Linked DNA regions of Mus musculus: region 2 is linked to region 1. A link is a loop called in an ENCODE intact Hi-C map of the cell type or tissue named here. Cell type or tissue: heart. All regions are shown on one strand. Links, peaks and the distances in the headings refer to the core of each region. The heading gives the core; the rest is flanking DNA. Region 1 overlaps Atp7a (ATPase, Cu++ transporting, alpha polypeptide). Region 2 has its middle 17 kb from the start of Pgk1.

What was found. Peaks named below come from ENCODE experiments on the same cell type or tissue, not always from the same donor. Only the 100,000 strongest peaks of a DNase experiment are listed, where the experiment ranks them.
Region 2: it touches region 1 in a loop (2.9-fold over the local background); 4 of 42 quality-filtered maps call a loop at or near these places.

Annotation. Positions count from the first base shown.
Region 1 is chrX:106,097,335-106,113,324 of GRCm38, reverse strand. It overlaps Atp7a (ATPase, Cu++ transporting, alpha polypeptide), which reads right to left. Exons shown (of 23, transcript NM_009726.5): 9 at 15,710-15,935; 10 at 14,306-14,539; 11 at 12,707-12,798; 12 at 11,338-11,465; 13 at 10,824-10,978; 14 at 10,479-10,613; 15 at 7,984-8,178; 16 at 5,959-6,141; 17 at 3,348-3,564. Among named protein-coding and RNA genes, the nearest start is that of Tlr13, 38 kb to the left of the region's middle. In heart, for the core only: a CTCF peak has its summit at 7,624 (motif pointing right); no DNase peak of the experiment used is centred there.
Region 2 is chrX:106,162,171-106,178,160 of GRCm38, reverse strand. It overlaps the pseudogene Gm14856. Among named protein-coding and RNA genes, the nearest start is that of Pgk1, 17 kb to the left of the region's middle. In heart, for the core only: a CTCF peak has its summit at 6,879 (motif pointing right); a DNase peak (open chromatin) is centred at 6,880; H3K4me3 peaks cover 754 bases; H3K27ac peaks cover 663 bases.

The sequences.
Region 1 (15,990 bases), core at 3,957-11,956:
AGAAGACAACACTGTATCCCCTGGTACTGGAGTTACAAGCCAGTTGTGAGCTGCCGTGTGGGTGCGTAGAATTGAAATTTGTCCTCTGGAAGAACAGCCAATATTCTTAATTGGTGAGCCATCTCCCCAAACCCTTAACTCTTATTTAACTCATATTCTATATATCTAATTAGTAGTTAAATCTTTCAGCTTGCTCTTCAAGACACACCTGGAATTTGACCACTTCTTACAAACTGTACTGCTATCACACGAGCCTGAGCCATTGTTATGTTTTGCCAGGGTAGTGACAATAGCCCACTAACGCAGCCTCTTTCTTTGGTACTAGCTCCCATCTTCTTCCTCAGTGGTGCTGGAGATCCAACCCAGGGCCTCACATATGCTAAGCAGAGGAGAGGCTTAGAGAGGTGTACACCTCTGCCCTCACTAATGATTCTTTTTAGTGTTGTTAGCGATCCACAACACACAGTAGATGTTCCTGTTGAGTAATTTTTCTATATGTCAGTTACTTAAAATGACATCCATAGACAAAAAGTCACAGAGAAGTACAAATGGTCAGGAAATAATTATTTTGTAGTATGTCTAATATAATAGAAATAAAGTACAAGTATAATTTAAGATGAGTAAGTATTTCGATCAGCACATGTTGAAGTGCCAACCATAAAGACAAGTCTAGAAAGATAAACAGGGTAGATGCTATTTACAGTGAGGGTACTGCATGGAGAGAATAGGAAATGAAATAATGAGTAGAAAATGGCAGACTACAAAGGAGCACCAAAAAAGGAATACCTTCAAAACAAACAAACAAACAAACAAGCCCTCAAAAACCAAAACAAACAAACAAACAAATCACCACAGGCTACTGCCGATGTTATTTGGTGCTCTCTACTTGTCAGGACCTATTGCTGAAGTCAATACTTATATCACAGAACATGGAAAAGTCGAGCTGGTGCCTAACTATAAGCTTCACTCCTACTGACTCTAGAGTTCAGGGTACCGAAAGGTACTCTGCATTCCTGCATTCCACTAGAGGAGACAGGCGACCATTAATTATCACCACTCAACTGCAAACCCTGCGACCTGCAACAATGGCCTGCCTGTAAGACATACTGGTACAAGAGTGGCACACACGCTATGGGAGTAACTTAATCACACTTTAATCAGATTTAAGGCCTAGCCCATGAGATGGAACCCATACCCAGTACTATTAAGTAACCAAGACCCTGAGACTAGAATGGATCTAGGCTAAAACCTATTGCTATTATTTTGTTAAAGGAACATAAGAATAAAATGACTTCTAATAATATACTATGACACCCATAGACCAGCACCTCACTCAGCCCACATCAGAGAAGCTTCTTTTTGAAGAAGATGGAAATGAACATAGAGAGCCACAACTGGACAATATGCAGATTGTGGAACTCCCCACGAGACTCAAGGATCCTCCATTGCTGGTCAGAGTGCAAACTTGTACAACCACTTTGGAAATCAATCTGGTGGTTCCTCAGAACACTGGAAATAGTTCTACCTGAAGACCCAGCTATACCACTCCTGGCCATATACCCAGAATATGCACCAACATGTAATAAGGACACATGCTCCACTATGTTCATAGCAGCCTTATTTATAATAGCCAGAAGCTGGAAAGAACCCAGATGTCCCTCAACAGAGGAATGGATACAGAAAACGTGGTACATTTACACAAGGAGTACTACTCAGCTATTAAAAACAAGGACATCCTGAAAATTGCAGGCAAATGAATGGAACTAGAAAATAACATCCTGAGGTAACCCAAACACAGAAAGTCAAGCATGGTATGTGTTCACTTATAAGTAGATATTAGTTGTTAAGTAAATGATAATTAATCTACAATTCACAGACCCCAGGGAGGTTAGGTGAAGAGGAGGGGTTGAAGGTGGATCTCCCTGGGAAGGAGAAATAGAATGGATTTTGTGGGTAGAATGAGGCAGGTGGGGAAGGGAATGGGAGGGATTGGGTGGTATTGGGAGATGGGATGGAGCTGAGCAGCAGTTGGGGGCAGTGTGGAAACTTCCTCCTGGAATCTGTGAGAGTAATCCTAGTAAGGACTCCTAAGCAATGAGGACTACAGACTCTGAACTGGCCATCTCTAATAGCCAGGCAAGGCTTCCAGTGGTGGGACTAAGTTATATTTGGTGAGTATTTGGCCAAGGGAGTCCTGTCTCCACAAGCTTGTCCAAACAAGCCAGACTGATACTAGGACAGAAGTTTGCTCTCTACAAATTAACAGCAGGGCCCCATTGCCAAGGACTACATCTGCACAGCTCATTGAACACGTCAAGGTCAAGTTGGTGCCTGTGTGGAACCTTACAAATACTCTGCAGGCTAATCAAAGAAAAAGGTGGACACACACCCAGACACAAACCTTTTGGTCTACATTCGGTCCTGCCTCCATAAAATGGTAATACAATGGTGGTTTAGAACTTGTGGGAGTAGCCAACTAATGTCTGATTTTACTTGGGGCCCATGCCATGAGACAGAGTTCATTTCTGACCCTGGTTCGATGGTCAGGATCCAGAGACTAGATAGCCCAGGGACATAGGGTGGAACCAAACATGACTGGTCAAAAAAAAATCAATGAAATTCTTCTTAATGATTTCTGCTATCCTCATAGATTGGTGCTTTGTCCAGTTGTCATCAGAGAGGTTTCCTCTGGCAGTAGATGGGAGTCGATGCAGAGACCCACAGCCCAACACTCATTATGCTGAGGGTTTAAATTGGAGGTGTCCATTGGGTCTCTCCCCTCAGAATTTGGGGAATTCCACAGAAGAGGGGGTGCAAATATTGTAGGACTCAGAGGGGAATGGAGGACACCAGGAGAACACGGCCCACTGAATCAACTAAGTAGGATGCATATGGGGCTCACAGGCACTTGAAGCAGCAAGCATGGGGTTTGGATGGGTCTGCACCAGGTCCTTTGCATATATGTTATGACTGTTAGCTTGGTATTTTGTGAGACTGTTAACTGTGAGAATGGATGTGTCTCAGACTCTTTTCCCTGTTCTTGGAGCTCCTTTCCTCCTGCTAGGTTGCCTTGTGAGCTTTGGTATGAGGGCTTTTGCTTTGTCTGACTCTATTTTGTTCTGCCATGCTTGGATGTTGTCTCTTGCTATTTTCTGGTTGGAGATGGAGGGTGAGTGGATCTGGGGAAAAAGGAGGTGGAGTGGCTGGGAGAAGTGAAGGGAGGAGGAACTGTGGTCAGGATGCATTGTAAGAGAGAAGGATCTATTTTCAATTTAAAAAAAGAAAAATAGGAAAAAAGAAAAAGCTAAAAGAGAAATCTATAAACTACTACAAAGAAATCAACTTACTTGAGAGATGAGCATCAATAATCATAGAAGATGAAGTTGATGACTGTTCATTAATTGCATCAATTTGAACCAGGGATGCATTTTTAATGTTATTTTCTTCTATCTTCAAGTTACTCTTATGTAGCAAACCTTCAATATTGGTGACTTTACAGCTAATACCACAGCCTGGTACAACCTGGAAATCTGTACAGGTACCCAGGGTTTCAGTGTCCAGCTCCTAACAAACAGAAACACAACACACTAAATAAACAAACAAACAAATGGTGTAGTATTTTTAATTAGGAGAACAGTGTTAGAAGAATGAAAGAAGACAGGACTTCAAATTTTGGGTGCAGGCACAAACTGATAAAACCATTTGTATAAATGTTAGTAATGGTCATGAAAAATGAAACTGTGAGCCTCTGATGATCTAACAACTTCACTGATGTTTAACATGAAGACAGACTGGAGAAACTGGCAAGCATGTGGCAGTGTGCACTGAAAACAAAACCCCACTCACAGAACCGAATACAAAACAATGGGGTAGGCTTGAATTTCCTGATAGGGAAAATTCATCTAATAAAATAAAAAGCAAGGTCACTGTATGGTTTTCTATGTAAAGTTTTGAATGATAAATGCAGGTGGGCATGATGGCATACACCTGGAACCCTGGCTCTTAAAAGATGGAAATCTGCACAGGTTCTGTAAGTTCAGGGTTTACCTGGCTATAAAGCAAGTTCCAGACCAGCCCTGGCTATGTGATGAGACTCTCAAAAGCAACAAAAAAAGTATCATCAGCTAGGTGCAAACGACACATGCCTATAGACCCAGCCATGTGGAAACTGAGGTAGAAACAGCACTTACGCCCAGGAACTTAGACCAGCCTGGACAACATAGGAAAATCTTTGCTCTTAAAAGAATGAGGTTTTGCTGAAGAAATGGCTCAGTAGTTAAGAGTACATATGACTCCATCAGAGGACTAGAATTTGGGTCTCAACACCCGCATTAGGCAGCTCAGAAATGTAACTTCATCTTCAAGGTATCCAATATCCACTTCAGGTGTGCATACACACACAGAGAAAAACACATTAATAACTAAACTAAACTAAATCTTTACATAATTACATAAATAACATTAACATACATTTCTGAACACACCAGAAATTGTTTATTAAACTTTATAAATTTTTTAAAAAATCAATAAAGATGTCTCAACCACTGGGCAAGAACTCACTTTTAAAAATTAATTGGGAAAAAAAATTAGTTGGAGATTCCTGAATGGAAAACACATACTGTCCCTTTAAGATTAGGAGGCAGGGAGAATTGGTTTTTTTAGTTGAGAGTTTAAGTCACAGATACCAATTATTAAATTTTGGACTGAGGAGTTATGTTGGGGGAAAGGGGTAAGCGTTCCACTTTTATGACCTAAGTTATGCTATCAATATACATACTACTTCTATTTTAACGTTTTATGTCAAATGGGTTACTGTGTGATAAGATCAGAATTACTTTTTTTTTTTTTTAATCTTTACAGTTGCTGTATGAACAAAGCAGTATACAAGTTTGAGACAAGGTTTTACATAGTCTAGGCTGGGATCAAGTTCACTATGCAATGAAGATGACCATGAAAGTTTTTGTTTGTTTTTCAAGACAGGGATTCTCTGTGGAGCCCTGGCTGTCCTGGAACTCTGTAGACCGGGCTGGCCTTGAACTTCGAGATCTGCCTGCCTCTGCTTCCTGAGGGCTGGGATTAAACATGCTTACTTTATTGGTGTCAGGGATCAAAACCTAGGCCCCTAACATCTAGGCAAGCATTCTACCAATCCAGCTACAGTCCCTGCCCAATCCATTCAATTAAATAAGAAAATACAATTCGCATGAAACTCAAGAAGAACGAAGACCAAAGTGTGGACACTTTGCCCCTTCTTAGAATTGGGAACAAAACACCCATGGAAGGAGTTACAGAGACACAGTTTGGAGCTGTGACGAAAGGATGGACCATGTAGAGACTGCCATATCTGGGGATCCATCCCATAATCAGCTTCCAAACGCTGACACCATTGCACACACTAGCAAGATTTTGCTGAAAGGACCCAGATATAGCTGTCTCTTGTGAGACTATGCAGGGGCCTAGCAAACACAGAAGTGGAAGCTCACAGTCAGCTATTGGATGCATCACAGGGCTCCCAATGGAGGAGCTAGAGAAAGTACCCAAGGAGCTAAAGGGAACTGCAACCCTATAGGTAGAACAACAATATGAACTAACCAGTACCCCAGAGCTCTTGACTCTAGCTGCATATGTATCAAAAGATGACCTAGTCAGCCATCACTGGAAAGAGAGGCCCATTGGACAGGCAAACTTTATATGCCCCAGTACAGGGGAACGCCAGGGCCAAAAAGGGGGAGTGGGTGGGTAGGGGAGTGGGGGGGAGGGTATGGGGGACTTTTGGGATAGCATTGGAAATGTAAATGAGGAAAATACCTAATAAAAATATTTTTAAAAAAGAAAATACAATTCTCTTTAGCCTCATACTAATTACATACATAAAATGTATTCAAAGACCAGCCCAGATTAGGTCTGTTATCATTCCTACATGACATGGTAACATAAATATGAAAGATAAAATTGTACCTTTTTGCAATATTTGGTTACAGCTGCTCCTAAAGGATGTTCACTGTTACTTTCTGCAGTCCCCACAATGGCCAGGATCTTATTGCGTGATATCTTGTTACTTTCCACGAGAACCTTCACTTGATTCACTACTGGGGTTCCATGGGTGATGGTTCCAGTCTTATCAAATACCACTACCTTTACCTAGAGAACAGTTACAAAACAGAATGCATCCATGTAACATCATCTTCCCAGAAATAAGAAACAGGTTTATTTTTAACAGATATTTCACTTCTTAATAAACTGGACTTTGGCTTCACAACTGATCATCTCTGGATGAACAAAAGGCATATTAAAAAATACTCTTGTAGCAACTAATTTCCTTACCCCACAGTTGAGTTTTAATCCTGTTAAATATCTGTGAATCTGTGTTAAACAACTAGAGCTGTTAGTTCTGGGTTGGCTGTTAATAGGTAATTAAGAGACCGTCACTGGCATCTCTAGGGGAAACACAAAGGTTTTCAATACTAATGAATTAGAGATCTATTGGAGAAATCTGGGTGGCAAGCAGATGACTGTAAGAGAAAATGTAAATGTTAGGTTGCATGGAATGACAGCTGGGTTGCCTGACTTGGCTAGGTCTTGGTTAAGAACTCGGGCTGTTAAGAGGAAGCTCAGAGAAGCAGTTCGAGAAAGTCAGCGTACATAGGAGAAGGGGAAAATCTGGAGTTAGAGACCATGTTCACCTCACTATAAACTCAGAATGAGAACCTTGGAGACTGAACAGCCCAGAGAACTGATATAAAGATAGGACTAACACTCAGAGCCATCATCTGGACAAGAGAAAAAGTGCTGTAACGGGTATCATGGACACAAGGGAGGAAAGCAGAACAGGAAATTACAGATTAGGTAACAGCATTATGTCAATATTAATTTCTTGATTTTGATAAATGTACTGTGGTCACATAAAGGAGTGTCCTTGGTCTTAGGATAGGTACCCAACAGCTGCAGAAAAGGCAATACTTTTTTAGGTTTGAAGTTATGCCATTTTTTTTCCTATAAGAACTAGTACCCTGGGGACTGGAGACTCGGTGCTTAAAAGCAGTTTGTGTTCTTGCAGAGGACCCCAGTTCAGTTCCTAGCACCAGTATTGGGCAGGTCTCAACAACCTATAACTCTAGCTCTAGGGAATCTGACACACCCTTCTGACCTCCACAGGAACCCATAAATACGTTAATATACATATCAAAGTGCACACACATGAGTAAAAATAAAAACTAACCTTTAAAAAATTCCTTAGGGCTGGAGAGATGGCTCAATGGTTAAAAACACTGACTGCTCTTCCAGAGGACCCAGGTTTGGTTCCCAACACCCATGTGGCAGCTCACAACTGTTGATTACTCCAGTCCCGGGGGGGGGGGGGATGTTCAACAGCATCTTCTGGCCTCTATGCATGTGGTACATGGACATACATGCAGCCAATATACTCATACACATTTAAAAAATTCTAGCCTATATTTATTTGTTAGCTATTCTAGGTTCCAGATTTGTTCTAAGCTATGTACTTTGTATCCTCCATGCACCTGTATATATTTTAAATCCTTATAATGAGATTGTATTATTGGGAGCACAGCTTTAATTGAAGTAGCCTTAATTGAGGCTGAAGTCACAGTGCAAACTGCCAGCTGGTGGCAGCAAAGGCACTGCCATGGCAGGTGCAACTCCCACAATGTGGAGTCAGACACAAACATGTCAGAAGCACGGGAGGCCCTGGCAACTTTTCCCAGGCAAGTGCTGGAGATGTGGGTAATCAGAGATGGCTTGGAACTACAGTGGCTCTCCATTCAGGGACTACTCGGAGTGCTTAAGTAATCAAGGCAAATCTGAAGAAGACCCAACATTACAGCTTTCCTACCTCAATCCTCAGGGTAGCCCCAGAACAGACTCAGCCTAAGAACCACAGCCAAAAAAAACTACGAACCCCATTTCTCAATAGGGTGTGACTGCATGTTTGATAGTGCAATTTTTAGTCCTGAGGACTCTTACCTTATGAGCCATTTCCAGTGGCTCCCCACCTTTGATAAGTATGCCATTCTGAGCACCTACTCCTGTGCCCACCATCACAGCAGTTGGAGTGGCTAGTCCCAGTGAACAGGGACATGCGATACACAGAACCGTGATAGAGGCTTGGAAAGCAAAGCGTATTATGGTTTCTGTTCGGGAGATGCTTCTATTATAGCCCTTTAGAAGAAAGACATGGACTTCGGTTATTCATTTACAGGTAGAGTTGTTCAGAACAAAAGCAACACTGGTCAACCCTGTTTAAATAAAACCTGTGTTGAAGTCACGTAGCCTACCTGGCTACTTACATACACTTTAGTTACTAATGATAAACATTTTTTCACTTATAAACATAAAAAATTGGGAGCAGAATTGGCTAATAAGTCCTATTTATGATTTTGGAGTTACTAACTATGAAGAAAAATAAAGAACACAGAATTCCATAATTTCTCCATATCTAGAAGAACTTTTAGCAACTTTCAAGAATAACATAAGACATTATTTTCAATAAGTTTGTTCCTGAACACATTCTGATTCTCTGATGCTGAAGTCATTGATTGGACGTCCATACAAAATTTTATAGACAATAACTTAAATATTCACTTTAAAGAACAAAGGTTAGAGCAAGCAAGATTGCTCAGCAGACAAAAGTGCTTGCTGTGCAACCTTACAACCTCGTTCCAATTCCATGAGATCACAGTGGAAACAAAACAAACTCTTGGAAGTTGTCTTCTGTCCTTCTCACATGCTCAGTGGTGCACATGTTCCAGAACTCATTTTCTCTCTCTCTCTCTCTCTCTCTCTCTCTCTCTCTCTCTCTCTCTCTCTCTCTCTCTCATACACACACACACACACACACACACACACACACACACACACACATACACAGAGTAAGTGAAATAAAGATAAAAAGTTAAAAGAGGCTAGTGAGACTGCTCAGTGGTTGTGAGAACTTACAACTCTTACAGAAAACCCAAGTTCAGTCCTCAGAACCCACATCTGGCAACTCACACCTGTCTTTAACTACAGCTTCAAGGAATCCAATGCACTCTCCCAGTCTAGTTCCACACACACATACACATACTTATGTATAAAGATAAGTCTTTAAAATATTTTAAAAGATAAAAGTTAGAAGGGAATTTCATGAATATCTAGGCATAGACTTTTGTATAGGTCATATACAAATGTTTTCACATATGTTGTGTGCTCTCACCTCTGTGAATTTAAATCTTTTAACTTAGGCATTGTTATCCCTATGTCTCCCCTTACAAAAAGAGAAGCTGAGTTAAAGTTTATATATAAGTTTATATATCTAAAGTGAGGGATTACTGGATCTACCAAAATGAAGTTCAATCCCTTTGTAACTTCTAATCAAATCAAGAACGGCAAACAGTATTTCAATGCACCTTCCCACACTTCAAGGAAGATCAGGTTTTCTTCTCTTTTCAAAGAGTGTAGAAGCACAGATGGTGAAGTTTGTGCTCTGAGGACACTACAGAGCCCAGAAGATTGGCAAAGTGGTCCAACTGTACAGGAAAAAAATTTGTCATCTCCATTGAAGGAGTGCAGCGAGAAACAGCTAATAGCACAACTGTCCATCCATGTGGTTACTGCCAGGCTAAAGCTAGACAGAGACTACAAAAAGCATCCTGGAAAGGAAAGCCAACTCTCAACAAGTATGAAGGGAGAAACAGCTGAGAATTTACAGTAGAGGAATCTCATGTACACTTTCACTAAAGACTGTTGAATTAAAATAATAAAGTGAAGCCGGGCGGTGGTGGTGCACGCCTTTAATCCCAGCACTTGGGAGGCAGAGGCAGGCGGATTTCGGAGTTCGAGGCCAGCCTGGTCTACAGAGTGAGTTCCAGGACAGCCAGGGCTACACAGAGAAACCCTGTCTCGAAACCCCCCCCAAAATAAAATTAAAATTAAAATAAATAAATAAATAAAATAAAGTGAGGGACATCACAGATCTCCTTTACTACATTATAAAGCCATACTTAGAAAGCATCCGAGACCTTAGTAAGTAGGCACTGATACTATATAGCTTTAAAATAAACATTAATTATAAGGTATTCGTTGGGGGCTGAAGAAATGGCTGAACAGTTAAGAGTGCTGGCTGTTCTTCCCAAGGCCCCAGCACACACATGATGGCTCCTAGCCATGTGCAACTACAGTTCCAAGGAATCCAATACCCCATTCTGGCCTCCACAGGGACTAGTCACGCACTGTGTATAGTTTTTTGGTGGGGGTGTGAATACGAGTGCAGGCATTCTCAGAAGCCAGAAGCATCCAGTTCTGCTATAGCTGGAGTTACAGGTGGGTGCTGGGAATGTAACTCAGGCCTTCTGCAAAAGTAGTGTGTACTATCAACCACTGAGCATTTCTCCAGCTCCTCAAAATGAGCTTTACTTAATGACCTCTACAAAAGTTTCACAAAGCGTTTTGTACATAGTCAAAAGTTATTATGAGTCACTTACGGGAAAGTAGGTTTCCACAATTTCAAAATTTTGAAATCCAATTATAATCCACACCAAGAGGGTAACAATGGAAACCAAGACGATGAAAGGAACAAAGTAGCCACTGAGTTTGTCTGCAAACTGCTGGATAGGAGCCTAGAATTTAGAATAATAGTGATGATGACGAGTGTCTTTAAGTCTTTTCTCTAATACTGAATACACAGTATATTTGGTAGTTAGCACAGTCAGAACTATCTTAACAAACCCCAGGAATGCAACTGGAATTAATCAAAGGAAAATACACAAGACTCATCCTAGAAGGGCTTAATAAGAACATCGTCTGCTTTTCCTGGGGAACTAGGTTACCTTTGATGTCTGTGCCTCCTCCACAAGTTTGACGATCTGAGAAAGGGTTGTATCTGCTCCCACATGTGTTGCTCGGATGAGGAGAGATCCATTCTGGTTAATGGAACCTGCAATCACCGTGCTGCCAGGTTTCTTAGCCACAGGCATTGCCTCCCCTGAAGAAAGTAAGAAGAAAAGACTGTCAACAAATACCTGGAAAGGACATTCTTCTTAAACTAGGATCTAGACACTTGCAAAGATAAAGTTGCCCTCCTCTTTTTCCTTTTTTTTTTTTTTTTTTTTTTTCTCATCCAGAAAACACAGGGCTATACAGCCAGGAAGAGATTCCCACATTGCAGAGGAAACTGCAAGCAGTCTCTAAAGAACTCATATTCTTTAAAAAAAAAAAAAAAGAACAACCCTCATATTCTTTGTTCATGATTTACACATTTATTGGTTCTCCTTTAGTGTCTACCTTCCATTATCACTTTTGATATATTTCCCTTTCATGTCATGATTCTCTGACACAGCATACCTGTGATGAGGGACTCGTCCACCATAGAATGTCCTTCAATAACACGGCCATCCACTGGAAATTTGCCTCCTGGAACAACCTTAATGATATCTCCACGTTGTACAAGTTCCACATCCACTTGTTCTTCACTGCGTATGAGTTAACATAAAAAGCATCATGGCATCTGCTTATTCTACCCTCCACACACAAGATTTGGAGACCGTGTCAAGCTTATGGCTCTGTAATTACTACGAACAGAACCGGGATCCAACATCTAGGCTAGCAACAACCACATTAGTTTTGCTCACTGGTGGTAATGAACAAATTCTTGGCCCAAAGCAAGCACTCTAAATATTTATTCAAAAAAACAGTGCCACAGTCAGGCATGATAGCAAACACCAGTAATCCCAATACTTGGGAAGTAGAGGCAGATGGATTATGAGTTCAAGGTCAGCCTATATTACATGAGACCCTAACTAGCTATATAAAAATTTCAATATCAGCTATCTTATATTTCTTTTAAATTAGAATAGCTCCTTCATTCTTTCCTTTCTTCTTCCTTTAGTCAAAGGAGGTATCACTAAGCGTTAAAATAAGTAAGTTCTCAGTGGCCAACCACTTTTCTGGTATACTTAAGATCTTCAGATCATTTCCTGACACCAAAACAATCCTGAAGACAGAGCCCCAAAGCAAGACCTTGTGTCAAAAGATAGGTAAGGTAAGAGACTGGCCCAGGTTATTCTCAAATCCACGATCCCCCTGCTTCAGCTTCTGGAGTGTTAGGATTACAGGTATGGCTTGTTAGGGTTACACATGGCTTGAATATGTCCTTTTGGGGGTGTTGGTCTCAAGACAGGGTTTCTCTGTGTAGCTTTGGCTGTCCTGGAACTCACTGTGTATAGGCCAGACTGGCCTTAAACTCACAGAAATCCACCTGCCTCTGTCTACCATGTGCTGCGATTAAAGGCATATGCAACCACCATCTAGCTGAATACATCCTTCTATAAAGAAATCCTGCTGAGAATGTTCCACAGAAACTATATGCCTGGGATTTATTTCCTACTGCAACAAAGAAAGATGAGACAGACAGAGGAAGTAAAGCATCATTAAGTCTGAGAGCCAGATTATGTGGCATTATGACATTCCTTACTAATAGATACATCTCAAAATATGTCCATAAAAGAGGGCCAGTAAGCTGGTTCAGCACATAGGGTAGCTTGCTGCCAAACCTAACAACCTCAGTGCCATCAGTAGGGCCCACATGGTACGAGGAGAAAACTCCCACAAGCTGTCCTCTGACCTCCACACATGTGTCATAACATATGTGTACTCACCACAATAAAATCAATAACAGAATGTTTAAAACAAGTTACAAACGCAAATGAAGTACCTCAGGAGGAGATTTTCAGAGTTCAGAGTTACAATAGTGGCTTCAGTTGCTTGTAATGAAATTAGCTTTGCAAGAGCCTCGGAGGTTTTGCCCTATAGATTAAAACACAACAACAGTGCTGAAGAAAGAAAGTGTTTAAACATAAAGATAAAATCTTTTAACATTTGCTCAAACATTAGCTTAAGAAAAACATTTGATCAGAGAAATTGACATTGGAATATCAAAACTATAATTTTAAAAGTACGAGGTATAATTTATAAAGAAATACAATTTAATAGAAAATACCAGGAATCTAATGTATCCATGAACAAAGTACTTGAATAAGTAGATTACTCAAGAAGAATTATAAACACTCCATGTATAGATAGCTTTTCCAGACTACTCATAAAAGAAACTTAAACCAGATCCCCTTTGCATTCTAGTTACCATCTGCCACTTAGCAAGGATTTAGAGAAGACGCTATAGTGAGGACATTGTAGTAAAACCTAGCTGACAGACCCTAACTGGCCAAATTTCCCCCAGCTAAGAGCATGAGACCATGGGAAGATTATGCCCTGTGAGACAACCATCATAAATCATATCCCTTCTTAATCACTCCTAAGGTACCCAGCTCAGAGGGAAGAATGAATGCTAGGCATGAATATGGTCAGTGTAGTATTGTCTAGAACAAAAAATTGGAAAAAACAATTAAGAAAGCTAGAACGGTTTAGTAAAAATGAAGACACACTTACCTGACAGAACTAGCAAGTGACTGTCTAGACTGTAGTTAGGGAAAAACTGTACAACACTTACGGTACTGAGAAGCATAGATTATGCTTTTTAACTCAGTTAAACATAAAGTTACATGGAACTGGATTAGAAGCTGACCTTCATCACAGCATGGCAACATGAGTAAACTTTGATACCACTGTTTTAAGCCACATGGTTAAGTCAACTCTCAAATAGCAATATGATATGACTAATCAGTAATTCTCAATGGTTCTCACAAAGTACCATGGGCCCGGCGTGGTGGCGCACGCCTTTAATCCCAGCACTCGGGAGGCAGAGGCAGGCAGATTTCTGAGTTCGAGGCCAGCCTGGTCTGCCAGGGCTATACAGAGAAACCTTGTCTCTAAAAACCAAAAACAAAAAAACAAAAACAAAAACAAAAAACCCAACCCAAACCAAACCAAAAACAAAACAAAAAACCCAAAGTATATACTCTAACCTTGGCGGTAATATCAACTTGATAACTTTACTGAAGATATTGTTAGAACTAAAATGGTTAACTACGTTACTCAATACACATTTTTTTTACAATTAGGTATTTTCTTCATTTACATTTCCAATGCTATCCCAAAAGTCCCCCATACCCTCCCCCCAACTCCCCTACCCACCCACTCCCACTTCTTGGCCCTGGAGTTCACCTGTACTGAGGCATATAAAGTTTGCAAGACCAAGGACTCTCTTCCCAATGATGGCTGACTAAGCCATCTTCTGATACATATGCAGCTAGAGACATGAGCTCTGGGGGTACATTTCTAATGAGTGGTAATGAGAAAACAGTAAGGTATTTGACTGATCCACTATCTTAACAAATGTCACCCTTTCATATTTTACCTTCGCTATATGTTCCAGCCATCGTCCTAGTGCAATAAACACAAACAGCATAGGAGGTGTATCAAAGAAGGTAATGGGGTTCACTTTGGCTCTCTCAAACATTGCAACCAGAAGAATAACCAGAGAGTAGGCAAATGCGATGGTGGTTGCCAGCACAATCAGCACATCCATGTTTGCTGTCTTATGCTTCAGTGCTTTGTAAGCCTGAATGTAGAAGTACCAGCCGCCACAAAACTGTAACAGAAGAGTGAATATGACTGAGTCTTTCTAAACCCGAAATTCATATGTATACCTAAGTAAACAGCATAAATTATGGATGTTTACCTCCTTTGCCTTTTAACTAATCTATAAACACTGTTCTCGAGCCTCATATGTAAGCCCAGGTTGGCCTTAAACTTTACAAGATCTTGGGGTTACAGGCATGCACCTACCTGGCTATAAGGGGGAGATTTTGAGCAGGAACAAGTTCGCATTTAAGTAGAGGTATGTACAGAAGGGCTTCAAGTTGCTGTGCAAAACACCAAGGGGCATCATCCATAATCCAGCAGACACTTCATACCATAAAAATGCCAGACGGCTGTTGCAAGTTTTCTTTTTCCTTTCTTTTTCTTTTTTTTTTTTTTTTTTTTTTTTTTTTTTGGTTTTTCGAGACAGGGTTTCTCTGTGTAGCCCTGGCTGTCCTGGCACTCACTTTGTAGACCAGGCTGGCCTCGAACTCAGAAATCCGCCTGCCTCTGCCTCCCGAGTGCTGGGATTAAAGGCGTGCGCCACCACGCCCGGCTTCCTTTCTTTTTCTCTTTTGGTTTTTGAGACAGGGTTTCTCTGTGTAGCGCTGGCTGTCCTGAAACTCTCTCTATAGACCAGGCTGGCCTTGAACTCATAGAGACCCATCTGCCTCTAGCTCCACATTTTCCTTTTTGACTCTAGCTTGAACAAGTAAACTAGGGAGATAATTTAGATATTTTGGAAAGTTTATTTTAATATATAAAACTTAGCCCTTTTCCAAACGCCAATCACAAGCCACAGGTTCTAGTGGGAAGTGTAACAGGAAAGCTTGTCTTCCATTAGTACAACTGGCATTAAGTAACTGTTAAGCCAGGCGTGGTGGCGCACGCCTTTAATCCCAGCACTTGGCAGGCAGAGGCCAGCCTGGTCTATAGAGTGAGTTCCAGGACAGCCAGAACTACACAGAGAAACCCTGTCTCGGAAAAAACAAACAAACAAACAAACAAACAAATAAACAAAAAAACTGTTAGCACTACTGTCTTTTGCTTTGGAGGTCTTGGGCTTGAACTCAGGGCTCTTGGTATACTAGACAAGTAATCTACCACTGAACTACTCCCTCAGCCCTCACTTTTAAACCTTTAATGAAGACCAAATAATATACTTGATAATGTCACTTGCCTGTACAGGTAGACACAATAAAAGGGACAACAAATTCATAATGGACAGTCCTGGCAGGATCTGACGCTCCAGAAACATAGCAGAATGCATGTTGATCATTTCTTCATTACTCATGTTCTGATTATGGTGAAGAGTTGCAAGGTGGTGATCCATAACCATCATATAGACCATCAGTCCCATTACAGGGATACAGAAAAACAGGCTCACAAGGAAAGACCCTCTCCATCTTAAGTGGAAAATAGTTTAAGAGAAAAAACAACCATTTTAGTTAGTGAGTACCT
Region 2 (15,990 bases), core at 3,129-11,128, 66 kb before region 1:
GAGATGGTTCAGCAGGTAAGAGCACTGATTACTTTTCCAAAGGTTCTGAATTCAAATCCCAGCAACCACATGGTGGCTCACAACCATCCATAGTGGGATCCGATGCCCTCATCTGGAGTGTCTGAAGACAGCTACAGTGTACTTACATACAATAAATAAATACATCTTTTTTAAAAAAGAAAATGTCTAATAATTTCACATTTTAAGCATAAAACATAGTTGTAATAAAACAGATTGTGGGCAATATCATGAAAAAATTAAAAACAGTTTATAATATGATTACACTATAAAACCATATTTTTTTGAAAAATACTACTAATGTAATATTGAAGACATTATTGAAAAATTACTCTATTTGGGCTGGATAGATGGCTGGGTAGTTAAGAGCATTGACTGTTCTTCCAGAGGTCCTGCGTTTAATTCCCAGCAACCACATGATTGCTCATAACCATCTGAAATAGGAGCAGATGCCCTCTTCTGGTGTGTCTGAAGGCAGCTACAGTCTTCAACTACTCATATAAATAAATAAATAAATAAATCTATTAAAAAAGAAAAAAGAAATTATTTTGTTTATGTTATTTTTAATGTTCAGAAAGGCAGTATAAATAAAGGATACTCTTACATTGATTAATATGTAATATATATATTTTTTCTTTTTAGAAAGAATTTCTTTCTTTGTTGGCTTTGCCATGTGTCTCATACTGACCTTAAACTCCATTATTCTGCATTAGTGTTATTTTGGAAGTTAGTTAGTTTTTTTTTTTTTAACTTTATTCTGCAATTCAAATTCTGAGTCAGAATTTTGGTGTGTATTAAAATCCACAGTCATTTCTACATCACCTGAAGACTTCTCATTGGCGCAGCTTCTGATCTGTGCATGAAAATTTAGGGTTACAAAAGGCTGTGAATGGATAAACACGGGTTTGGTTCATCCTGTTGTGTCCCTTTGCTCCAAACGACTTTAGATCCAGACACACAGAAACATCACTGACAATGATCTCTGGAGAGAAGTCACCATTTTGATCTTTGAAATTTTATATGTGAGGAAGGGTATGACTGGACTCCACACTACTGCTTGTCATTCTGGTTTGCAAGGTTCAGATTTGGGGTGAAAAAAATTGGTCTGTCCTGCCTCCTAGAGAGGATGGTGATGCTCAGAGGAGAATTTAGAGCTTGTAATTATCTTGGCAGTCAAGCACTCTCTTTCCTTGCCAGCATAGGACAGCAGCAAGGTTTAGTAGACAGTGCACCAGTTGCTGCCATCACTAGGCATCAGTCCCCCAGTGATGAGCAAAATAAGATCGACGAACCACCAGATCCTCCAAGTGTTAGCAGCTTCCCAGCTGCTGTTCCAGTGTGTCCCAGGCAGAAGCAGTGGACTGCGAAGCATCCCAGGAAGCGAGAGTAGAGAAGCATGGTTATGAAGTGCTGTCCAGTGTACTTTATAATAATACAAGGCTTATTTTCTTGTAGGAAGGTCCTGGGGCTGGCACACTCAATTCCCTCCAGGGCTCTGCACTAGACTGCAGTGTGCTCCACATACATCACTGTAGGCCTGACCTCCTAACTTGAGATAACCGGAACCAAGTTCCTGGGATGCAGTTGCATTTCCAACGTGATCCACTGGGGCATCAAGAGCAAAGGATGACTGGAGAGTGAGGGTCGCTGTATTCCCAGCTCCTGGCTGAGGGCCTCTCCAGGTGAGCGGCGCCCTGAGGGTGAGAGATCCAGTTCGGGCGGTACAATTAACGGAGTGGCTCTGAGAGACACAGTGCAACAGCAGCAAGTTCCCCAACAGCAAGGCCGCCTGGTCTCACAGCAATAGGTAACTCACAGGGCAGCTGCCCTAGACCCGACATAAAGACAAAGCCAGACCGCGGCCGACCGGCATGAGTTAGTTTTTTTTTTTTTTTTTTAAAGATTTATTCATTATATGTAAGTACACTGTAGCTGTCTTCAGACACTCCAGAAGAGGGAGTCAGATCACTTTACGGATGGTTTTGAGCCACCATGTGGTTGCTGGGATTTGAACTCAGGACCTTTGGAAGAGCAGTCAGTGTTTTTACCCGCTGAGCCATCTCACCAGCCCATGAGTTAGTTTTTAATAGAACTCTTTTATAACCTTCCCATATAATAAAATCAATTTTTCAGCTAGCAGGTAAAAATTCTCTGGCATAGGGAATTTTTTTTCGGTGCCCTAAACTCTTTGAAGTACTCTGGTTTGGGTAACCAGAGTTATGGCATTAGTATAAATCACATAACATTAGTATCATGCGTGCCTTTGTAACTTTATCTCTATCCTTTATCAGTGCCTGCAACACAGATCCCCTTTCACAAAGAACCCGAGCCAAAAAGAACACTTAGGCCTCCTCTTAACCTGCTCTCCCTCCGTCTTTATCTGAGTCAAGTGAGGTAGCAAGGGAAGGGAGATAGAAAGTTCAGAGGTATAAAAAGGCTCTGGCTTTTGTTCCCTGGGAGGCGTCTTTTCACCAATTAATTTATTAACAAGCCCCAAGAGTTGTCCTGGAAGTAGATTGCTGTCTCCATGGACATGTGAGCAATGGGAAAAGAAGCATACATTCAGCAGCACTGACAGGAAGAGGACAAGAAAAACAAGTGCCCAAGAATTCCAGGAAACAACACTGAGCACAGAGAAAGCTCAACTGGGGAAGGCAAGAAGTCAAAGCCTGCATGGACCTGGCATGCCCAGACACTACTTGTTGTCTTAGCTAGGGTGGTTGTTTGATTGTTTGTTTGTTAGATTAAATTTTTTGAGCAAAGATGTTTATTATAGTTTATACAAGATTACCAGTAACTATATTTTATCTATTTTAAATCAATTTTAGAATATATGGTGAAGAAGTATATATTTATATGCTTTAAAGTAAATGCTTATTTTTGTTATTTCAAAGTAATTTTCATAAACTTCCTGTAGCTTGCAAAAATGACACCTTATAGATATGTATCATCAAACATCCTGTAACGGTTAACATATAAATTGAACAACTTCTGTTTACTTATAAAGACCAAAGAACACTGACAATCAATATATATTATAAAATTTAAAATTTTTGCATAAGCCATAGTGAAGGCAGTTTATAATTATTTACATAGATACAGCTAATATGCAATACATATATTTTGTTTCTGCTAACTTGTGAAATCAATTTAGCAACCACCAACTCACACAGCATCCCTGTCCATCCTGGCTCATCCCAGTGTACTATTTCACTATTGCTTGGTGTATTGTTTCTACTATCCTATCTGAACGTTTCTTCTCTTATTAAGTTTGAAAGTGCTTTAGTAACTGCCTTAGTGATGACAATTTACACAGTATGGATTACCTCTTTTCTGGCTTTATTCTAAATGAGCATCCATAAAGGATAAACTTTAAATGAACTAGAATTTATGATAAGCACATTCCTACAACTGGTAAACGTTGATGGGATATTGACCTCTTAAATATGTTTTGTTGTTGTTGTTGTTGTTGTTTTTGGTTTTTTGAGACAGGGTTTCTCTGTATAGCCCTGGCTGTCCTGGAACTCACTTTGTAGACCAGGCTGGCCTTGAACTCAGAAATCTGCCTGCCTCTGCCTCCTGAGTGCTGGGATTAAATATGTTTAAAGTACATAGACATCACACACACAAAAAAACAATTAACCGTTACTGTAAAATGATTTAAAAGGCCAACATGTAATACCACAAAGCATAGCACTGAATATGCCTGACCATTTTCAAGATTCATTAACATTTTAACCAATTACTAGTACTTTAGCTTTTGATTCCATGCTGAAGCCTGCCGGTGAAATTCATTAATTTGAAGGCATAAAGGCATAACAGATATCTTTCTTCACTTGGATGCATCCCACTGACTCTCACCCTTCTCCCCCAAGGGAGCGTCTTTTATATTAAAGCCAAGTAGTTTCAGACTTCCTTGGCCAGTGCCATATGTATAAACAATAATAGCACAATGATGTCAAGGAAGTAAGATCTTACAGTAACCTCCTAGTTATTCAGTCCATAATATTCAGCTTTTGTAACTTATATATACAAATATAAATAAATAAGGACAAAATTAATCCACAACAGTACAATTATTTTCCTGTATGTCAATCTCTTCTTTTTGCAACTTCTTTTTTAAGAAATATTTATTTAATGTATGTGAGTACACTGTAGCTGTCTCCAGACACACCAGAAGAGGGTGTCAGATCCCATTATAGATGGTTGTGAGCCACCATGTGGTTGTTGGGAATCGAACTCAGAACCTCTGGAAGAGCAGTCAGTGCTCTTAACCTCTGAGCCATCTCTTCAGCCCAATTTCTTTTTTTAATTGGATATTTTATTTATTTTCATTTCAAATGTTATCCCCTTTTCTGGTTCCCCCCTGAAACCTCCTATCCCATCCCCCTCCCCCTACTTCTTTGAGGGTTCTCCCCCACCCACTCATCCACTCCTGCCTCCCTGCCCTAGCATTCCTCCACACTGGGGCATCGAGCCTTCACAGGACCAAGATCCTCTCCTCCCATTGATACCAGAGCACTCATACACACAGAGTTATCTTCCCAGCTCCCTCCTTTAGGATCTCCCCAAAATTAGTTATTATCTGTGTATCTCTCCTTTTCTGTCTCTGTCTCTCTCTCTCTCCATCTCATACATACACTTTCTGTGTCACTATATCTCTGTTTCTGTCTTTCACTCTCTCAGAGACATTATATACATCATTAGTGGAAAAGTTGTAAAATATAGATATAAAAAGGTTAAACCATTCAGAGTTTCACCACTCAATAATTATCACTGTTAATATTCTGGAGTATGTCTTCATAAAATTGCAAGTTCATGTCCAGACATATAAAGGTACATATATGAACATGGGAGTTTCTTTAACATTATTATTTTTTTTCCAAGACAAGGTTTCTCTGTGTAGCCCTGGCTGTCCTGGAACTCACTCTGTAGACCAGGCTGACCTCGAACTCAGAAATCCGCCTGCTTCTGCCTCCCGAGTGCTGGGATTAAAGGCGTGCGCCACCACGCCCGGCTCCTTAACATTATTTTTTTAGGTTTTTTTTAAGATTTATTTATTTATTTATTTATTTATTATATGTAAGTACACTGTAGCTGTCTTCAGACACTCCAGAAGAGGGCATCAGATCTTGTTACAGATGGTTGTGAGCCACCATGTGGTTGCTGGGATTTGAACTCTGGACCTTCGGAAGAACAGTCCGGTGCTCTTACCCACTGAGCCATCTCACCAGCCCCATTACACTGGATTCAATACTTTTTTTTTTTTTTTTTGATTTTTTGAGACAGGATTTCTCTGTGTAGCTCTGGCTGTCCTGGAACTCACTCTGTAGACCAGGCTGGCCTCGAACTCAGAAATCCACCTGCTTCTGCCTCCCAAGTGCTGGGATTAAAGGCGTGTGCCACCTCGCCCGGCCCTTAACATTATTTTATAACTTGATCAGTTTTCAACTTACAGTACACTGGCACTTCTTTCCATTTTGATAAATACATACTTGATATTCTCATTGATGAGACTTATATAGCACCCTACTCTATGGACATATTGTAAATTATTTTAGCATATTTAACATTATTATGATCTCCAAGTTTTCACCATTACAAAAAAAATAAATAAATAAAAGGTCAGGCCCAGCAACCACATGGTGGCTCACAACCATCTGTAATGGGATCTGACGCCCTCTTCTGGTGTGTCTGAAGGCAGAGACAGTGTATTCACATAAATATACAAATCTTTTTTTTTTAAGACATTTTTTAAAAAATTTAAAAAGAAATAGCTTTATGGCTGGAGAGGTGGCTCTGAAGTTAAGAGAGCTTGCTGCATAAATGCTCTTTACTCCAGCGTCAAGATTTCTGACGCAAGCCGGGCGTGGTGGCGCATGCCTTTAATCCCAGCAATTGGGAGGCAGAGGCAGGCGGATTTCTGAGTTCGAGGCCAACCTGGTCTACAAAGTGAGTTCCAGGACAGCCAAGGCTACACAGAGAAACCCTGTCTCGAAAAACCAAAAAAAAAAAAAAAAAAAGAAAAGAAAAGAAAAAAAGAAAGGAAAAAAAAAGAGTTCTGACGCCCTTTTGTCCTCCTTAGGCACCAGCAATGCACTCACAGGCACACCTGTGGGAGCGCTCCCTTGCAGCGCCACTTCCTGCCCTCCACTGCCTGGCAGCACACCCCTCCCTTTTCCTTTTCTACCCTCAAATCCAAACACAAAACTTAGCACTCTGTGTGCCATCCACTCCGCACACACTGTCCGGCAGGTCAGTCCTATATATTAATTATTAATAAATTAAAGAGTAATAAAAATGGAGTGAACGAGGTTGGGGAGATGGCTAAATGTGTAAAACGCTTGTTCTTCAAAGTCGAGGACCTGAGTTTAATCTCCAGCACCCACAGAAAAGCCGAATGTGGCAACCAGAATGTATAATCTCAGGGCTCGGGAGCCAGAAACAGGACGATCCCTGGGACTTGCTAGCCAGCCAATCTAGTCAAAGCAGCGAGTTCCAAGGCCAACGAGAAGCCCTGTCTCAAAACATGATGACCGGAGGATCTACCAAGGAAGACATTAACACGGAACTCTGGCTCACGCACACTCAAGCACCCCCCTCCCCCACCCCCCCACACACACACACTTTGGGATTTCTGACCTCTAGGACTGTGAAGAATACATGTCTGTTGCTTTAAGTCACTGTGTTCGTAATAATTCGTTATAGTGGACACAAGAAATTGATACACACTGTGTTGTTACCTGCTTATCTGATAACAGTGGAGTGCTTAGGCGGCTCATTAAGAAAGAACAATGGGGCCCAATAGGCTGTCGAGGGTTCTACTTGGTGCCTGCTCCAGCATTGCTTGGTTGGTTATTCCTCGGATGACCAGCAGGTGGAGGTGCTATACAGGAGATGAAGAGGAACTTCCTTCCCGTTCACATTCTCCCTGCATTTTTATTTCTTTTGAGGCAAAATCTGTGTCCCAGGCTGCCCTTTAACTCACTATGTAGCTGAGAATGGTCTTGAACTGCCTGTTCTCTTGCGTCCATTTTCCAAGACCTAGAATTACAGGTGTGCCTCACTCTACCCAGATCCTCGTTAAATAGCTTATTTTCATCCTTCATACCCTAAAATCAGAATCTTCTTTCTCAAAGCAGCATGTTTGGCCCTTGTGCATCTTCAGGCTGTAGAAAATTTAGATTCCAGAAATTAGATTGGGCATTTCTCTTTCTCCCTCCCTCTCTTCCCTCCTTATCTTTCCTCCTTTCTCCTTTTGTAACAGCATCTCGTGTTCTCTGCTAGTCTAGAACTCATTGAGCAGCCAAAGCTGACCTTCAACACCAAACCCATCTGATTCCACCTCCTGAATGCCGAGATTACAGACACATCCACAACAACACCCACTTTGTGTGATACTGAGGTTTAAACCCAGGATTCCAACCCTGTTAAAACAGCACTCTTCTAGCTAAAACTACAGTCCCAATCTCTAGACTTGGCATTTCAAAAACTGCAAAGGATTTTTGAAGTGTAGCCAAGGCCATACTGTGTTGCCCAGGCTGGCTGAGACCTTAATCTTCCTGCTTTAAGCATCTTAAGTATTTAGGAGTGCAGGAACATGCCACCATGCCCTGCTGAAGAGCTGTTAGTATTTACAAAGCTTTCGATGCTGGAAAATTGCAACCTTTGATCTGGCTCTGTTGGTATATGCCTGCAATCCCAGCTACTTAGGAGGCTGATACTGGATGACTCCATTTAGTTCAAGGCCTGTCTGGGATGAAGAGGGGGTTCAAGGCAAGCAGGAGGAAATTAGTGAGAACTTGTCTCAAAAAGAGAAGTCAAAAGAGAGCTGTGGATATAACCCATTGGTCAATTGAGGCCCTAGGTTTTATGTCCAGTATAGTAATATATAATCAAATACTGTGCTCTTTGGAGAAAATGCTCCAGGTTTGTCTTTATGGCCCTTGTGCATCTTCAGACTTAGCTAATAACAAGATGGACTAAGCTGGTAGCCATTGTATTTATAGTGGCTTCTCTTTAATAATGCCAACATCAAACATGGTGCTCCTTCCATGCCAGTTCCTTCTGTCATGAAGAAGATGGGTTTCTTAGCTAGTGTTTCTCGGACAGAAGTGCCACTGATCCCTGCTATGTGTTAGTTCAGTTAATCCTTACAACACTTTAGAAGATGCTGTTTCAGGGATGCCATTTTAATAGATAAGACACATGAAGTTTAGGGAACTTTAATATCAGAATTATTTACTGAGAAAAAAATACAAGCCCCAAGTCCTGGTCATCTGGGTATCAATTTCTGTGCTAATGGAAGGGATTTGGCTTCTGGCCATCTTTCTTTTTGATTCAGCACATTGTGTATCATTGATTTGATCCTTGAGCCATGTATCACATGACATTGTAATTATCATTTTATACAGAGAGAGATGTTGTATTAATTGCTGCAATCATCACCTTGATAATCTACCTGGCAAAGGCGGCCTAAGGATCTATTTTGGCTCACAGTTTGAATAGAGTCCATTATAGTGGAAAAGGCACAGTGGTAGAGTGCAACACTGCACCAGCAGTCCGGGAGCAGAAGGAAATGAACACTTCTGCTCAGCTCGCTTTCTCTTTTGTATGCAGCCTAGCTACCATCCCATTCCCACCACAATGGACCCCCAACTACAAATTGCCAGAAGCCTCCCCGGGAGTTTGTCTCCTAGGTGATTCTAAATCTATCAAGTTGACAGCCATTATTAACCATCAAATATGTTTTTTTTTTTTCTAATTAGATAGCAAATTTCTTGAAAAAGAGGTTAGCAAACCTTGACACCCACCCAGAACCTGGTGCTGTGCTGTGTCATTACTTTTTACTACATACTTGTTAACGTGTGATTTGAGGGTGTTCCATAGTTAGACCTTAAGTCAATGAACCTTTGATTGCTGTGACAAACTCCCTGAGGAAAAGCGTCTTAAAGAAGGAAGAATTAGCTTTGGCTCACCATTTCAGAGGCTTCAGTCCCTGGTTGTTTGATTCCAGTGACTTTGGCCCTGTGATGAAACAAAATAGCCTGGTGGGGAGCACTGTGGAGCAAAGTCTCAAACCTCAGAGACAGAGGAAAAGGGGTCGGGGTTGCAAACCTCAGGGTTTTCTCCCACTGGTTTAACCTCCCACTGGGCCTACATGCTAAAGCTCCTAACACCACCCATAAGTGCCACAATCTGGCAAACAGGTCTTTATTTAGGATTTGGGAAGTTTTGTGGGGTGCACTTAAAACCCAAACCATAACAGGCTCTTGTTCATGTCAGTATACTTAACAATTTAATATGGAAAGAGCCCCTGGCAAACTTCATCTGTGATGTACTTACCATGTCACTATATTTAATGATTTAATATGGAAAGAATCCCTGGCAAAGTTCATCTGTGATCTACTTACCATTAGCCACCAGTAATAGTCTTAAAATGCACCCTGAAGGTAAAGTACGTAGTAAAATCAGGTGATTGCATTAAGCCATTATTCAGTCAATGTAAGCCCTTCCTGGTTCGCAGACAGATCTGCACAGAAGCTAATGTCCAGACACATCTAGAAACCTTATTGCGTGTTTCCTGAGCTTACAGGCCATTTTTATTAAGCTAATTGTAGAACACTCAAATTAAATTCTCAGTTTTATATAAAATACATAATGTATGGCTGGATATGTAGTCCAGTTGGTAGAATAAAGCTCTAGTTTTGATCTCCAGCACTGCATAAAACAGTGTAATAGCATGTGATCCTCCCTGCCCCCTGGGGTCATCATGGTTTATGAGGGCGAATGGAGCAAAGCCTATGGTCAGGGGATTCTGAAGCCCTGTAATTAAGTACAGTAATGAGCACACACGAGGACCAACTGTGGGGAGACAGATCAACTTTACTTGGAGGCGATTCAAGGATTATAGAGTTTTAGGTTAAGGGGGTAGGAAAATCCAGGATGGGCAAATGTCATTGGCTGAAGGCTAAGGTCCTGAGATGCCTTATTAGCACAGGGAGGCATTCCAAGAACCTCAGGTGCTAGCTGAATGGGCTCTTATCAGGAGAAAGGAAGTTGACCCTATAATCTAAGGCTATGTGACATTCTGTCGGTAGAGTTGGGGGTGGGGTTAGGTCAGAGAAGGGGAAGCCCTGCTAGTAAAAGGAGTCCCCCATTTTGCACTGAGCCCAAAAGGCTACCTGGACAATGGTAGACTTCAACCTTAATTAGCAGTTTTCCCACAATAGTACTTGTCTATCATCCCGGCAGTGTTGAGCTTCAGGCTGAAGGATCAGTAGTTGAAGTTTTTCTCAGCTATATAATAAATTCAAGGCCAGCCTTGGATACACGAGCTCAAAGATACATGTAGCTTGTAGATCCTCTATTTCAGCACTTTGACAATGAGAATGAACATTATTTTAGACAAATAATTGAATTTGCCCAAGGATAAAGAGCACTTCTGGGATTCCGTGAACAATTATGTATTTTGACATGCAAACATTTATCAAGCTTTCTTGGCAAGTGCCTTTTTCTATGGAGCCAAGGCACCAGGCCTGTGACTATTATTTTTTAAGAGATATTACACTAAGACAAATCCAAAGAATATGTAGTGACTAAGTGTTAACCACTGTGTCAGCTAAGGGGAGTTAATTTCTGAAGATAGGAGAACCTTGACAGAGTAACTGTTTAACCCTGGGCGTGGTGGCCCACACCTTTAATCCCAGCACTTGGGAGGCAGAGGTAGGCAGATTTCTGAGTTCGAGGCCAGCCTGGTCTACAAAGTGAGTTCCAGGACAGCCAGGGCTATACAGAGAAACCCTGTCTCGAAAACAAAAACAAAAGAAGGAGAAGGAGAAGAAGAAGATACTTTAACGGAGCCCCAGACTTTAGTAGGTCTCCAGACCTCAGCCCAGCTGACTTCATGATGGAAGTACATTCTGGCTGTAAAACTCTGTACTTAGATACCACCACCTGCGAAAACCATCAAAGTTCATAGTTATGGGAAAGTCTCTAAATATACTAACCTTACTTTTTGGCTTCCATATTTCTGCTTCTGGCTAACTGTCCTTATTAACGGAAATATGTAAACCCAAAATATATATTTTTGTGTGCTTAGAAGCTCACTATGAGAAAGGCTTGGTACTACATTGGGATCCTGAATACCCAGTGTAGTTGCTGGTTGGTTAATAAAGAGCATCTATTGGCTTAAACCTATGTCCAAGGAGTCTTCTCTGGTGACTACAACAATAAGTAACCAATGAAGATGTAGAAGCATTACCCACTTTAAACAAATGCAAAACTAGCATGAAACTGAGGTTTGGAAAAGCATGAAAGCCACTCAGGTAGGCCACAGATTCACTTCCCAATGGAGAAGTCTCTATCTGCCCCTCCTTTCAGTATTCATAGGGAAGAACATTTCAGTTCTTCAAAATAAATTAAAGCTTAATATATTTCTATCTTTAGTAGCAGGAGGATGTTTTTCATTAATTAATTTACTTATTCATCACAATGGTTGCCTCCCTTCCCACTCTCCCCTCACACAGTCCCTCTCCATTTTTACTCCTTTTCCCCTCTGAGAGGGGAAGAAACACCCTCCCCCAAACACCAGGTATCCAACATCAAGCCTCTGCAGGGCATGGCACATCCTCTCCCACTGAGGCCAGGTAGAGGAATGGGATCCACAGGCAGGCAACAGAGTCCAAGTCACAGATGGTCTCTGCTCCAATTGTTGGTGGACCCACATGAAGATCAAGTTCACATCTGTTTACATACGTGTAGGGGCACTAGGTCCAACCCATGTATGCTCTTTGGTTGGTGCTTCAGTGTCTGGGATCCCCCAAGGGTCCAGTTTAATTGACTCTGTTGGTCTTCATGTGGAGTTCTTATCCCCTTTGGGACTAAGAGTTTTTATTTTTATATTTTTATTATGATTTAACCCTTTCTACTTCAGATTTGTTTGAAGAAAAATTATATAATAATAACTTTCAAATCTGCTTTTTAAAATAGAGCTCAATGCTTTCATTAAAAATTAAAAAGTGCTTGGAGCTCTAGTAATTTAGTCTAGGAAATGAATTTTCCCTGTGTCCTGGCTAGTTACTATTTTTTGTTTTTGTTTTTGTTTTTCGAGACAGGGTTTCTCTGTATAGCTTTGGCTGTCCTGGAACTCACTCTGTAGACCAGGCTGGCCTCGAACTCAGAAATCCACCTGCCTCTGCCTCCCAAGTGCTGGGATTAAAGGCGTGTGCCACCACTGCCCGGCTGCTAGTTACTATTTAACATATAAGAATACGTAATGCAGGTCCCTGTGAAGTTGAGGATGCCTTGATCTACAATACCACCCATTCCAAACCATAAACAAGAGAGACAGCAGCACATTTTATTAGTGATGGCAACAAACAGTGCTTCATTCATTAAATTCATCATCGTCTTCATCATTATTGTATGCGAAGGAGACACAGACAGAGACGCAGAGAGAGACATTATAGAGTCCGTTCTCTCCTTACATCTTTATGTGGGCTCCAGGAATCAAACACAAAGCCGGGCGTAGTGGCGCATGCCTTTAATCCCAGCACTCGGGAGGCAGAGGCAGGCAGATTTCTGAGTTCGAGGCCAGCCTGGTCTACAAAGTGAGTTCCAGGACAGCCAGGGGCTATACAGAGAAAAAAAAATCAAACAGAAGTCATCACATTTTTGAGGGAAAATACTTTTGCCTGCTGAGCCATCTTGATTGCCCTCATATTTCTTTTTATTGAGTAAGACTTTATTTTTATTTTATATGTATGGGTTTTACCTGAATGTATGTCTGTATACTCTGTGAGTGCAATGTCCTCAGAGGCCAGAAGAGGAGGCCAGATTCCATGAAACTGGAGTTATAGATAGCTATGAGGCAGCATGTGGCTTCTGGGAACCAAACCCTTGCCTTATGAAAGAGAAACCATTTCTCCACTCCACTTCTCAGACTACCTCGAAGGTGCAGGATCATTTTGTTGCAGCAAGTGTCCACCCCTTGACTGAACTGATTCATAGACACTTTAGGCATATGCCCACTGGTTTTCTCTGTAGAAACTTATCTTGTGTGGGCAAAGCTGATATTGTAGCTCATAGTAACAAGAAAGACCTCCTTCATGAACACATAACCCATGTCCTCACACAAGGCCCCAAACCATGAAGGTCCTTATACTTGGTTGGATGCTTTCAAGATCTCTAATCTTGAAATTCTGAAAAACCTTAAGCTCACTGTGTATTCCAGCCAGGCCTTGAACTCACAGAAATATGTCAGCCTCTCCTTCTAGAGGGTTGAGATTAAAGGCACGTGCCACCATGCTCAGCAACATTTCCAGTTTACACAGAGTCCCCCAATCTCTCCAGTACAAGAACAAACATACCGTTCATTCTGTTTCCTAGAATTTGCCTATTTCAAAAGCTCTCCAAAACGAAGTCAGTTCTTGTAGTTAACTATTTACCTTTTCTGTCAAGAAAGGCTCGACCCCTATGCACCTAAGTGTACTTTCCTATTAGCCCTCAGCTATCATCATCTTCCCAGCATTGGAACTCTCGTGTTACATAGTTTCAAGGACTCTTGGCCCATTGACCAGTGTGCTATTCGATGATCTTAGTCTTTTTGATGTTATGTGAGATAAGCTAGTTTCAGTAAAATAAATGTGTCATGTTAGTTATGTTACATCTTAGTCTATGTTTTGTTTTTCCTGCTGTGAATGAATCAGTAAGAATGAGAAGACAACAATGTCCTCTCAATCCAAAATAATTTGTTCTTATGCCTACCGAGATGATTTGAACTCCTCTTCTGCCTGGCATGCAGGGAGGGCAGAAAGGGATGGATGCAACCCTGGGGTGGAGAGAGCAGTCGTGCAGTGACCAGATCAACCAGACAGGTGAAGATTGCCCAAGACCAGGAGAGGAACACAGGCTTGCACGTCCCTTCCATTACTCAAGAGCTACTCCGCCCCCAGAGAGTTGACAGACGATCAGGAAGGAGTGGGAGTGGCTGGTTTCAGCAAAACTACAGTGCCCAGCACTGCTCAGAAGCTGCAGAGGCTCAGGCTCCCAAGCTCCAGTTTGGACAATGGGTACATTGTTGGTGACTAACATGGTTAAAAAAAAAAATGGGACACTGTCCCCAATTTTTTCTCTATGTATAAAAATAGTAGAAACTAAGTTGTACATAGTGGTGCATGCCTGTAATCTTAGAAAAATGAGGCCACAATAAGATCTTGAGTTTCAAGCCAATATGAGCTACATAACAAGAACTCAGTTCAAAAAAGGGGAGAGGATTTTCTTTCTTTTTCCTTTTTTCTTTTTTTTTTCTTTTTTCTTTTCTTTTCTTTTTTTTTTTTAGTAAGTAGTAGAAAGGACTGGAGTTCATTACGATACCATTTATTTGGGGGGGAGGGGGTGTTGACTAGGGCATCTTGAAGTACATGCCTGTTATCCCAGATTTAAAAAAATGTCTTCTTCAAGTCTCTTCCTCAACAAGCTGCCCCTAGAATCTTGTAGATAAGGGGAGAAACTGGAAGTAAGTCAGCAACTTAGGTGAAAGCTATTTCTGGGAAAACAGTCTGAAATAGACAGCACTGTCCTCTCTAAGCTGATCTGATTTTAGGTTCCTAAGGTGTCACATACAACAGGAATTTGTAGCACTTTTGTACAAAATACCTGTTGTCAGTAAGATGATGTGGACCCATTGGCTAATGCCCTGTTCAACTTTAAGAACATTCAGTTGAGAAGGGTTCTGAAACTTCAAAACACAACACCAGTCCAAAGATATAGTACTGGTACTAGAAACAACATGAACTGGTCTTTTTACTGGAATCCATGTGAAGTTTCCATTATAGTTTCTGCATGAGACTCCATAAGTCAATTTTTCCTCTAATTCAGAGCACAAGAGCTAGGGAGAGTGATTGTATTAGATCTATCAGGTTTTGGAGAAAAACTTCTTGATAGATTAGCAGAGCAGTAAGAGTTGCAGAAGATATCAGCCAACCTACTTGGGCAAAATAAACTTCATAAAAATGCCATCTCACTAAAAACTTCAAATCTCTGAAGAAAGAAATTAAAGAAGATCTCAGAAGATGGAAAGATCTCCCATGCTCATGGATTGGCAGGATCAACATTGTAAAAATGGCCATCTTGCCAAAAGCAATCTACAGATTCAATGCAATCCCCATCAAAATTCCAACTCAATTCTTCAACGAATTAGAAGGAGCAATTTGCAAATTCATCTGGAATAACAAAAAACCTAGGATAGCAAAAACTCTTCTCAAGGATAAAAGAACCTCTGGTGGAATCACCATGCCTGACCTAAAGCTTTACTACAGAGCAATTGTGATAAAAACTGTATGGTACTGGTATAGAAACAGACAAGTAGACCAATGGAATAGAATTGAAGACCCAGAAATGAACCCACACACCTATGGTCACTTGATCTTCGACAAGGGAGCTAAAACCATCCAGTGGAAGAAAGACAGCATTTTCAACAATTGGTGCTGGCACAACTGGTTGTTATCATGTAGAAGAATGCGAATCGATCCAGACTTTTCTCCTTGTACTAAGGTCAAATCTAAGTGGATCAAGGAACTTCACATAAAACCAGAGACACTGAAACTTATAGAGGAGAAAGTGGGGAAAAGCCTTGAAGATATGGGCACAGGGGAAAAATTCCTGAACAGAACAGCAATGGCATGTGCTGTAAGATCGAGAATTGACAAATGGGACCTAATGAAACTCCAAAGTTTCTGCAAGGCAAAAGACACCGTCAATAAGACAAAAAGACCACCAACAGATTGGGAAAGGATCTTTACCTATCCTAAATCAGATAGGGGACTAATATCCAACATATATAAAGAACTCAAGAAGGTGGACTTCAGAAAATCGAACAACCCCATTAAAAAATGGGGCTCAGAACTGAACAAAGAATTCTCACCTGAGGAATACCGAATGGCAGAGAAGCACCTGAAAAAATGCTCAACA